Regions from separate parts of the Homo sapiens genome. Here all the other regions are linked to region 3. A link is an interaction called in ENCODE POLR2A ChIA-PET data of the cell type or tissue named here. Cell type or tissue: endothelial cell of umbilical vein. All regions are shown on one strand.

Evidence for each region. ChIA-PET counts read pairs that join two places held together with the same protein. Peaks named below come from ENCODE experiments on the same cell type or tissue, not always from the same donor. Only the 100,000 strongest peaks of a DNase experiment are listed, where the experiment ranks them.
Region 1: POLR2A ChIA-PET joins it to region 3 with 7 read pairs; 3 of 35 experiments call an interaction of 5 or more read pairs at or near these places.
Region 2: POLR2A ChIA-PET joins it to region 3 with 6 read pairs; 3 of 35 experiments call an interaction of 5 or more read pairs at or near these places.

The regions. Positions count from the first base shown.
Region 1 is chrX:100,792,784-100,796,783 of GRCh38, forward strand. No RefSeq gene overlaps it. Among named protein-coding and RNA genes, the nearest start is that of CSTF2, 26 kb to the right of the region's middle. In endothelial cell of umbilical vein, no CTCF peak of the experiment used is centred here; no DNase peak of the experiment used is centred here.
Region 2 is chrX:101,280,990-101,284,989 of GRCh38, forward strand. TAF7L (TATA-box binding protein associated factor 7 like) reads right to left here. Exons shown (of 13, transcript NM_001168474.2): 4 at 2,461-2,594; 5 at 1,338-1,464; 6 at 731-786. Among named protein-coding and RNA genes, the nearest start is that of TAF7L, 8.3 kb to the right of the region's middle. In endothelial cell of umbilical vein, no CTCF peak of the experiment used is centred here; no DNase peak of the experiment used is centred here.
Region 3 is chrX:100,669,406-100,673,405 of GRCh38, forward strand. SRPX2 (sushi repeat containing protein X-linked 2) reads left to right here. Exons shown (of 11, transcript NM_014467.3): 11 at 1,402-4,000. The coding sequence ends at 1,582. Among named protein-coding and RNA genes, the nearest start is that of SRPX2, 27 kb to the left of the region's middle. In endothelial cell of umbilical vein, a CTCF peak has its summit at 1,895 (motif pointing right); a DNase peak (open chromatin) is centred at 1,956; H3K27ac peaks cover 2,345 bases.

The DNA of each region.
Region 1 (4,000 bases), 120 kb after region 3:
CAAATTGGACCACAGCCAGAACTAATGAACTAGTTAACTTAGCTGACCAATTATCCCGCACTATGATAAAACAAGGAAAAACAGAAGATTGCCCAAGTTATGCATTTACAGCTAAAGCAATTAACTTCTCAAGCCTCTCGGCCCCAGAAAGATTTTAAGCTCCCTCGGTCTGAGGACTCTTCCCTCCCAGTCTGTTACAACTGTAAATGACCGAGACACCTTATGATGGATTGCCTTAGGCTGAAACAAAAGAAAAGGCAGAATGCAACTCAGGAAGACAAGGGGTGCTCCAAGGAAATACAGGGGTTTCACCTCTCCAAATATTCTACCCTGACAAACCAATTGGGGGAGATTAATATAATAATAAACCATGAGTTTACAACTGCCTTAACTGACATAGGTGTGACTATCTCTGAAAAATCCCACCTTATTTAGAAACCCCATTCCTCAGAGTAATGAAAGAATGAACATGGTGGGTATGTCTAATAAAATGATCTCATGTTTTAAGTCCAAACCCGTACCTTAGGGTTCATCAGGTTCCACTACCCTGTCGCAGGCTCTAAGTGTGACACACTCAGTAGGTCCCATATGTTTCTAATATGCACTGGGGCCCCTGTCAAACTTTTGGGCTGTGATCTCAACATCCATAATGCCCATATCTCTTTTTCATCAAAAGGTGAAACTTTTTTAGAATTGGAGCCAGGAGACCAAAAATACCATATTTAAAAATGTCCTGACAACGTACAATTTAGTACTAGTAATGTTAAAATGTCATCTTGTGACCAGGAAAATAAAATAGAGACAGAGAAGGAAATATTAGGGAAGAAGAGAGAACATTGGAATACAGAGCAGGAAACAGTAAAACTCCTTTTAGTTTCCCCAGTCTTCCTGTTAACACCAGAAGCAGAGCACTTGCTCAAGGATGTGTCCTCCCACTTATAGTCTCAGTCAAATACAGATACAGAGAAAGTATTCTCAGCCATTCCAATAAAGGTAGAGATAAATCCAAAGAAACCCCTATCCAACCTTAAACACTATCCTCTGCAAAAGGAAGCCATAGATGGAATTGCTCCTGTCATACAAGATTATCTGAGAAACGGGCTCATTATTCCCTGCACAATCCCCTGAAACAGCCCTATATTCCCTGTAAAGAAACTAAGCGGGAGAGGATGGAAATTTGTGCAGGAATTGAGGGCAATAAACAATATCATAATTCTCAGGCACACAGTAGTCCCCAACCCACAAACCCTTCTATCACCTATATCCACTACCAGCCAGTATTTCTCAGTTGTGGATCTCTGCAGTGCCTTCTTTAGTATTCCTGTAGAACCAGACAGCCAATATTTGTTTGTCTTTATTTGGAAAGAATGGCAATATACGTGGACTATAATGCCCCAAAGGTATACAGAAAGTCCCACTTAGTGTTCCCAAATATTAGAAGCTGATTTGGAGAATTAAATATTTTCCCAGGGCTCAACATTCATCTACTCTCCTTTGTTCAGACACACTCTCTTCCTCTCAGGAAGATAGTCTATATTTACTCAAACAGCCACCAAGGGACACAAATGTCTAAAGACAAACTTCAGCTATGCTTACCTGAAGTTAAGTATTTGGGACATATTATCTCAGCCAAAGGACTGAGTATTAACCCTGATAGAGTGAGGAATTTTAGCTTTCCCAATGCCCGTCACTAAGAAACAACTTAGAGTATTTTGGGGCCTGGCAGGCTATTGTAGAAACTGGATACCAAATTTCTCCCTTATGGCTCAACTTCAGTGTACATACCTAAAAAATGAACAACCTGATCCCATCATGTGGACTCCGGAGGGACAATCAGCTGTACAACAAATAAAGGAAATTCTGACTAATGCCCCAGCCTTAGGGCACCCGAACTACAAATTGCCTTTCTCCCTTTTCATACACGAAGTTGGAGGTACTGCATCCGGAGTACTGACCCAGAAACATGGTGATCATCAGAGACCTATAGGCTATTATAGCCAACAGCTGGACCCTGTGGCTCAAGGGCTGCCTCCCTATGTGAGAGCAATAGCAGCCACGGCCCTTCCGTATAAGTCTGTTGAAGAAATAATTATAGGTTCCCCCCTTAACATTTTTGTGCCACATTCTCTTGAGACCCTTCTAAACTCTCATCATACACAACACCTGTCTGTCAACTGGTTAGCCTCTTATGAAATTTTGCTTTTATCATCTCCCAATATTACTAGTTCCTGCTGTAATAATCTTAATCTGGCCACTCTCTTGCCAGGCCCTTCTGACAAAACCCCCTCATGACTGTGTTTTGATGACTGACTTCTCACCCCCAGGACAGACCTACAAGAGATGCCACTGGATAATGCTGAGATAGAATGGTATACAGATGGATCTTATTTAAGAGGAGAGGATGGAAATTTTATAGCAGGATATGCTGTGGTTTCCTTACTAGAGGTAATTGAAGCCAATCCTCTCCCCCAAGCCAGATCAGCTCAAGTGACCAAATTGGTTGCCCTGACCGAAGCTTGTCAATTGGCAAAAGACAAGGCTGCAAACATTTACACTGACAGCCACTATGCTTTTGGGGTTGCTCATGACTGGGATGTTATGGAAAGAGAGAGGATATTTAACCCCCTCAGGGCAACCCATAAAAAATGGACAAGTATCAGAGTTGTTAGAAGCTGTTCTAACACCAAAACGCTTGGCAATTATAAAAATCCCAGGTTGGCCAGGCGCAGTGGCTCACGCCTGTAATCCCAGCACTTTGGGAGGCCGAGGCAGGAGGATCACGAGGTCAGGAGATCGAGACCATCCTGGCTAACATGGCGAAACCCCGTCTCTACTAAAAATACAAACCCCGTCTCTACTAAAAATACAAAAAGTTAGCCGGGCGTGGTGGTGGGCGCTTGTAGTCCCAGCTACTCGGGAGGCTGAGGCAGGAGAATGGCATGAACCTGGGAGGCAGAGCTTGCAGTGAGCCGAGATGGCGCCACTGCACTCCAGCCTGGGCAACAGAGAGAGACTCCGTCTCAAAAATAAATAAATAAAATTAAAAAAAAATCCCAGGTCACTCAAAATTAGACACCACAGTAAGTCAGGGTAACCAATTTGCTGAAGCCACAGCTAAAAGAGCAGCATTCAAGCCATCAGCCCCAAGTTGGAAAATGGCCATAAAACCCAAAACACTTAAATACATGTTGAAAGAAACCCAGAGCATAGCTCCTACAAAAGAGAAATCTACTTGGAAACAGGCAGGGGGATACTTGTCTCCCAAAACTGAAATATGGTGTGGACCTAATTATTCCATTCCAAGAAACCCATTATTCCAATGGAATGTCAGGTGTCCCTTATGAAATATGTTCATAATCTAACCCATTGGAATCCAGATAAAATAATATCCTGGTGTAAACAATATTACTGGAAACCATCCTTCACAGTGGCACAAAAAGTTTACTCTCAGCCGGGCACCATGGCTCACACCTGTAATCCCAGCACTTTGGGAGGCCCAGGCAGGTAGATCACCTGAGGTCAGGAGTTCAAGACCAGCCTGGCTAACATGGCAAAACCCTGTATCTACTAAAAATACAAAAATTAGCCAGGCATGGTGGTGCGTGCCTGTAATCCTGCTTCTTGGGAGGCTGAGGCAGAAGAATCGCCTGAACCCAGGAGGCAGAGGTTGCAGTGAGCTGAGATCACGCCATTGCACTCTAGCCTGGGCGACAAGAGCGAAACTCCATCTCAAAAAACCAAACAAAAAAGTTTACTCTCAATGTGTTATCTGTCCCAAACATAACCCAGGAAAACCCCTCCATGGGGCCCAGGGTCATTTTCCCCTTCCGGCTGACCTTTTGAGGTATGACAGCTTGATTTTATCCAGCTGCCATCATCTCAATGTTACAAGTATGTTTTAGTAATGGTCTGCATGTTTTATCATTGGGTTGAAGCTTTTCCCTGCAGGCAAGCAACAGCCACGACAGTTGGAAAAATCCTACTAGAAAAAATTGTCCCA
Region 2 (4,000 bases), 610 kb after region 3:
TGGTTATATAAAAGCAAAATGAGGGATCCTTGTGATGAAACTGTTTTGTATTTTGACTGTGTAGACAGATACATGAACTTACACATGGGATAAAACTGCATAGAACTAAACACATGCACAAAAATACACGAGTACAAGTAAAACTGGAGAAATTGGAATAAGATTGCAGAATTCTAATCATGTCAATTACCTGTTTGTGGTATTGTACTATAGTTTTGCAAAATGGGGAAAATGGCGAAAGGGTACACGATATCTCTCTTTTATTTCTTACAACTGTATATGAATTTACAATTATTTCAAAATAACATGTTTAATTTTAAACAAAAGAAGAAGCCAAGCCACAATACTCCTGTAGTTTGCCCAAGATTCTACAAGCCTGAAATAACATTAGGAATATAACCACAATTCCCAATTTTCAGGTTCTGGATGGGTTCACTTTAAAACTAGATCTTGCAATAGAAAACTGAAAGCATTAACAGAAGTTTCAAATGTATGATTCTTCCAGACCCCAAATGACTAGCCTATAACCTCAAGGATCAGGTCTTTTTATTCACTGCTATATTCCCTACTGCTAGCATACAGTGCCTGGCATTTAGTTCACATTCAATAAATGTTTATTGAACATATAAATGAATTAAAAATTAATTCCCAACTGACTTTTTCTCTTTTCTTCTGGCCCATGATCCTCTTCTAATCGGCCCGGCAGACACACAAATAGCATGTAACTAACCTTTTTTTGTGTTTTCCGGAACCTTTTCTTTCTGACATTCTTAAGTGGTGGCGTAACTAAAATAAATACAACACAGTGAAACGTTATATGACTGATGGTAGTCACATAGCTGAATTTGATAAAGACAAAGATCATGCTATAAACCAAAGGGTCATGACATCACTCCTTTTTTTTTTTTTTTTTTGAGATCGAGTCCCACTCTGTTGCCCAGGCTGGAGTGCAGTGGTGCGAGCTCAGCTTACTGCAACCACCTCCTCCTAGGTTCAAGCGATTCTCCTGCCTCAGCCTCCCGAGTAGCTGGGATTACAGGTGCCCGCCACCACACCCAACTAATTTTTGTATTTTTAGTAAAGACAGAGTTTCACCATGTTGGCCAAGCTGGTCTCGAACTCCTGACCTCAGGTGATCCACCCGCCTCGGCCTCCCAAAGTGCTGGGATTACAAGCGTGAGCCACCGCGCCCAGCTGACGTGACTCCTCTTAAAGAGTATCTGAGAACCTAATGAACCAAACACCTAAGTGTGGTAAGACGTCCCTGTTTCACAAGGAATTAGGATTCAGCAAATAAATTTTAGTCAGCAGGAATGAGCAAGGGGCTGGTGACTTACTGCCATGCTTCCAGACACATTTTTCTTCTCTCCCCCTTTCTTTTTTCCTGACTATATTAGGATCAGTAGAGGCAGCTGGTTCTTCTGGAGAAAGGTGGATATCACCATCAGCAGTGCACACAAGCATCTACATTTAACAAAGACAAAGAAGTTGACTATGACCACGAATTTTGGGTTAGCAATCATAATCATTCTTACCACTAGAAATGCACAGAAGAGACTGATACTTGCCATTTCCAGAAAACCAAGTATTTTGTAATGTACATTTATATTCTCTCATTTTTGCAGTCTCTCTCTCTCCCTCTCCTCCCCACCACCAGCCACCAGCAGCACTACATATGAACTCTGAAGGTGCTTTGTTTTGTTTTTTTTTTTCCACGAGAGTGTTTACCACTACAGAGGGAATATATTGGAAACAGATCTTGGAACTTAGCTTAGGTTTTTTGTTTTGTTTTTAGACAAAGTCTTGCTCTGTCATACAGGCTGGAGTGCAGTGGTACGTGATCATGGCTCACTGCACCCTCGACCTCCTGGGCTCAAGTGATCCTCCCACCTCAATCTCTAGAATAGCTGGGACTACAGGTGTGTGCCACCACACCTGGCTAATCTTGTTTTTGTAGAGATGAGGTCTCACTATGTTGCCCAGGTTGGTCTCAAACTCCTGGGCTCAGGTGATCCTCCCACCTCAGCCTCCCAAAGTGTAGGGATTATAGGCATGAGCCATTGTGTCTGGCCTATCTCAGCATTTTGATTTAGAGAGGAAATAAGAAATCAACAGCAGAGATGATGAATAAGAACCAATTTAAACCTCCAGAGTTAACAACATACTGTTTTAATACAAAGTTCAGAAGATCCCAGCAGCTCATATGTTTCAATTAATGAAAAGTCACTATAAGTGGCAAATGGGACTCTCTATAGGCTATTTGGTCAAAATACAATACTGAAAGCTAAGGATCAAACACCAAACGAGAACATGACATTTCATTCCTGTGCAGTCAATCTGGAAATTAGAAATGCCAAGCAGCCATTCACCAAGTGGAAAGGAGTACTGAAAGAAAGAAAAATAGGAAGAGAAAAGAATTCCTTGAAGGATGTGAGGCTAGTAAAGAAAACTAGTCCATACCTGAGAAATGTCTGCTGTTTTATAAAAGGTTTTTTTATCAAGCGTTCTCAGGCTTTCAATAACACAAGGCAAGTCAACCAGCTTAGCAGCTAGTGGGACATCTTCTACTTCAACAACTGCATGGCGCCCATCAGCTGAAGAGAAGTAAAGATTAAAGTTGATATCTTCCCAGTGAACTCTTAAACTTCCTAAGGTTTGAATAATGAAGACTTATGTGGGACAGATTAGTCTTTCCAAGAAACCTACTATCTCTCATAATGCTAGAATTGTGTACACAATTAATAGCTTCCTAAAGAAAAGAAATGGAAAGTATATGGAGCTCTTTTTTCCTAGTTTACGTCACTTGTGCAAAAGTAGCTAAGTTTCTTGTTAATGGATGTGAACTAAATATAGGTGAAGTAATAAATGTTTCATTCTCATCCTGAAAAGCAAATTCCATTCATTAAAACCAATTCCTTTTTTTTTTTTTTTAGAAGCATTCAATCGTGTCATTGTACATGTGTGTTTTCAAAGGGCTGGGTGAGGGAAGGGTTGACTGACCCTAGAATGGTGCTAATAAATCTCAAGTTAAATCTCTAATTAGCTTCATAAAGATAAAATTCTATACAACAGCCATATACTAAACTCTGAATATTGCTGCTCAGATGTCCCAAACATAAATGTCTTTTGACACAAGAGGATTCAGGTATAATCTTCTAGTATTATGTGAAAAAAGAAAGATACAAAACAATGTTTATCATTTTGTGTGAATTAACTCTAAAAATAGAGAGATTGCTTCAATTCTAGTATTATGCATAAGAGTTTTGTCAATAAGGAAGTAACAAGAAACAGTATCAGTTATCTGTGGTATTGAGGTTGGGGCACCATAAGGAAGAAGAGTTTTATTTCTCCTTTCGAACTTTTCTTTTTCATTTGATTTTTTTATTTTTCTTTGAGAAGGAGTCTCACTCTGTCACCCAGGCTGGAGTGCAGTGGCATAATCTCTGCTCACTGCAATCTCCGCCCCCTGGGTTCAAGCAATTATCATGCCTCAGCCTCCCAAATAGCTAGGATTACAGGTGTGCACCACCATGCCCGGCTAATTTTTGCATTTTTAGTAGAGACGGGGTTTCGCCATGTTGGCCAGGCTGGTCTGGAACTCCTGACCTCAAGTGATCCGCCCGCCTCAGCCTCCCAAAGAGCTGGGATTACAGGCATGAGCCATCACACCCAGCCTGTTTTATTTGAATTTTCTAACTATGAACTTATATTATCTTTTTTAAAAAATGTCAGTAAGTGTTAACTAACTGGTGAGATTATGAGCCACTTTTTGTTTTCTCCTTTATATGCTTCTCTGTATTAAAAAAAAAAACTAGCAAAATTTATTTATTTTTGGTTGTGTGTTTTTTAGGCAGATAAACTTGTGTGGAAACATTTATTTATTTATTTACTTATTTACTTATTTATTTACACATGCTCTTGGTGCAAATGGCCTCTAGATTCATCCATGGTGTCCCAAATGACAGAATTTTGTTCTTTTTAAAAGGCTGAGTAGTATAGC
Region 3 (4,000 bases):
GGGGCTGGGGCGGGGGGAGAAACCCTAGGCAGGACACTGGCAAAAGCGGACTATGGGGAAACCATCAGACACTACTCTCTTGCGGCACTTCTTGCGTTTGAACTCTTATGGATGCATTAGGTAAGACCAGAGAGTAGTTTCTTTACTTTGGTAGAACATCAGAATCAAATGAGGGCTTAAAATACAGATGACCAGGCCCCATCCTAAACCACCTTAGGAATGTGCTTTTACAAAGGCACCTGAGGGGACTCTGAAGCACAGCCAGGGCTGAGACAGTAAACCCAAACTTGACTCAGATAAGCCCCTGCTCTTGTTTTCTGGCCTCATCTCTTTGCCTTCAGTCTCCAAAGGAGCAAAAGCCATCTTTTTTTTTTTTTTTTTTTTGAGACACAGTTTTGCTCTTGTCGCCCAGGCTGGAGTGCAATGGCACGATTTCAGCTCACTGAAACCTCCACCTCCCAGATTCAAGTGATTCTCCTGCCTCAGCCTCCCGAGTAGCTGGGATTACAGGTGTGCACCACCACACCCAGCTAATTTTTGTATTTTTAGTAGAGACAGGTTTCGCCATATTGGCCAGGCTGGTCTCAAACTCCTGACCTCAGGTGATCTGCCCACCTCCGCCTCCCAACCTGCTGGGATTACAGGCATGAGCCACCATGCCTGGCCGCAAAAGGCATCTTTAAGCACTGAAATCTGAGTAAGATCTATCAAATCCTGGGGAAGAGAACATTAGAGGTGACAGGTGATGGAAGAAGTGGGTCTTTCTCATTATCTATCCAGTATCACCCTTCTAATGCCTTCACATATATTCAGGGCCAATAAAGCCATCACTGCTCTGTTTTAGAGCAGTGCCTCTAAATGATAGAGAAACTATACCTGCCTCTAGGGCACAGTCTCAGTGGGGACAGAAAGATTCAGTCCTAGTTAGAGAAGAGACTAGAAAACCCTCAGAGGGAGACTGCAGACTTGCAGCTACAGATGGAAGAGTTAACCAGAAGGTATTTATCAACCTAAGGGCTGCCATGTATGATGTGCATACACAGCACAGTCTCTGCAGCGGGTGGCCCCTGGAGTCACCCTGTGCAGCCTGCACAGCAATATGTGATAGCCCTGCTTAAAGGGGCCTACAATGAAAGCACCGCCTGTTAATAACAAAGTTGTTGCAGCTGAGGTGAGGAAGGGACAGCTTAGCAGAACTAGATGCATAGAGGCAGCAAGAGTAGAATCTGAACACAGAAAAACAAAGCGACTTGAGACAGGAAGTAGAGGGAATGGGGACCAGGGATGAGGTGGGGAAGGAATTAGTCCATGAGTGGAGCTGCAAAAAGTCAGAGGGTAGTAGAGCCTGTGGGGATGGGTGCCCAGACAAGGTCTCATACCTCCCTGGGCTGTTCTCTCTAGGCAATTTCAGCGCCTCACTCGCTCCTACTTCAACATGGTGTTGATTGACAAGCAGGGTATTGACCGAGACCGCTACATGGAACCTGTCACCCCCGAGGAAATCTTCACATTCATTGATGACTACCTACTGAGCAATCAGGAGTTGACCCAGCGTCGGGAGCAAAGGGACATATGCGAGTGAACTTGAGCCAGGGCATGGTTAAAGTCAAGGGAAAAGCTCCTCTAGTTAGCTGAAACTGGGACCTAATAAAAGGAGGAAATGTTTTCCCACAGTTCTAGGGACAGGACTCTGAGGTGGGTGAGTTTGACAAATCCTGCGGTGTTTCCAGGCATCCTTTTAGGACTGTGTAATAGTTTCCCTAGAAGCTAGGTAGGGACTGAGGACAGGCCTTGGGCAGTGGGTTGGGGGTAGAAGTTCTTCCTTTCCTAACCCGGGCCCCTGCCCAGCTCTCCAAAGTCTTTCAGAAAAGTAAATCCTAAATTCAGTGATGAACTGGCTGTTTTAACTGGTTCCTCTACCCTGAGGTGACAGCAGAGGGCAGCACGAGCACAACAGAAACCAGCTTACACTTTAAGCAAGTGTAGCTGGATTTTCCTTACAGGATGAGGGGTGGGTAGCAGGGTACAAAACATCCTTTTTTTTTTTTTTTTGAGACGGAGTCTTGCCTTGCGCCCAGGCTGGAGTGCAGTGGCGCGATCTTGGCTCACCGCAAGCTCCGTCTCCTGGGTTCATGCCATTCTCCTGCCTCAGCCTCCCGAGAAGCTGGGACTACAGGCGCCCACCACCACACCCGGCTAACGTTTTGTATTTTTAGTAGAGACGGGTTTTGACCATGTTAGCCAGGATGGTCTCTATCTCCTGACCTCGCGATCCACCCGCCTCGGCCTCCCAAAGTGCTGGGATTACAGGCGTGAGCCACCACGCCCAGCCCAAAACATTCTTGAACTTGTTTGTCATTTCCCCTTCTAGGGCACTGGGCAGCAAATGTTATCTGAACCATTGCTTCACTGTTAGAAAAACCCTGCAGTGGGAGAGAGCTTGGTAAGATGTATCCAATCAGAGCAGAATGTTCTCTGGGGCCCTCCAGCTGGCTCACGGGCAAGAACCCCTTCTTCCTGAGGCCTCCCGTTTCTGTAGCAGAAGGCAAACGATTCTCTCCCTTCCTCAGAGGAGTCCCCAGCTTGTTACTTAGGAAACTTCAAAACCACCACTGCAGGTCGTAGGGAAAGAAAAGAAAAACAGACTCAGCCTCATGTATTAACTTCTTCAGATACTTGTCCCCTTTTGAGAGATGAGCACAGAGCAGGTGGGAGCTATAGCAGCACAAAATCAAGCCTTACCAGGCCTAAAATTCGAGGTGGAGCCACACACAGATCCCTGCTCTGACTGCAGTCCCTCTCAATGGTGTGCCAGTGTCTGAAAGACAAGTGTTCTCTCCCTTGCTGCTGAGAGCCTTCTTTCATACAGTCATGGAACCCAGAGTCATAGCTAAGACTCAGCAGCCTCTCTCCTTCAGCTTTACTCAGGGGGTCATCAGTGGATGACTTGAGGGGAGAAGGAAGCAGGCTGGGTGGGGAGGCAGAGCTCATAATGCTCAAGCACTATGTGCCAGGTGCTGTTCTAAACACTCTACTGATTGACTCCGAAGCCTTCACAAGAACCCTATGAGGTAGGTACTGTTATTAACCCCATTTTACAGATGAGGAAATTGAAGCTGAGTGAGATTAGGTAATTTGCCTAAGATCAGACAGCTAGTAAGTGGCAGAGTCAGGATTTCAACACCAGCAGCCTGGCTCTAGAGGCAATGTTCTTCTTAGACATTATGCCATCCTGACGCTACTTCTTTTCCTACTTTCCATTTAAAGACAACTGAAAGCTGTAAGCAAGGAGAAACTTTCCATGTTCTATAATCCTACCCAGACACAAGGCTCAGAGTGGGCTCAGGAGGAAAGAGGGAAATGGAAATGAAAGGGTCTCAACCTGAGAAAATTCAGTCTTGAAAGCGGAGTGATGGGACATAAATCATGAGCCCAGAACAAATTGGGGGAGCAGTGAGTCAGAGAGAATCTCCTTCCACTGGGATTTTAGTGGAAATCTCATTTTTAAAATGCAATATAAAAAATTAGGGAGTTGCTGGGTAGAATGGAACATGGAGGAAATGTTCAAAGTTGGAGCAAAAAGGTCCCTTCTCCCTCTTCCCTCCAGGGAAATATGGGAACTGTGAGAGGCAGCAGGCAAGTTATGGGCAGAGGCAGATACAATGAGTTCATGTGGGAAATTTCTGGTCAGACTAGCTCTGTGGTTCCAAAGGCAAAGACTGCACCTTGGGCGAGATGAATGCCCTTCGTTGTCTTTATCACTAACACTTCAAATGGGGCAAGCCAGGACATACTAGCAGGTCAAAGGCCCAAACAGCGGAGGCCTACTACCTCCTGAACAGAGCTCCACCTGGACCTGACTCAAGGAACATTTATATGCAACTGAGGAGCTTTTGTTTCATTTCATTTTGAATAGTCAAGTCAGTCTTGCTTTCTTTAGGTAAAGTTTTACAGTAACCTCCTTTGTAGTCCTTTGAAGATGAGGATTTGAGAAATCCCA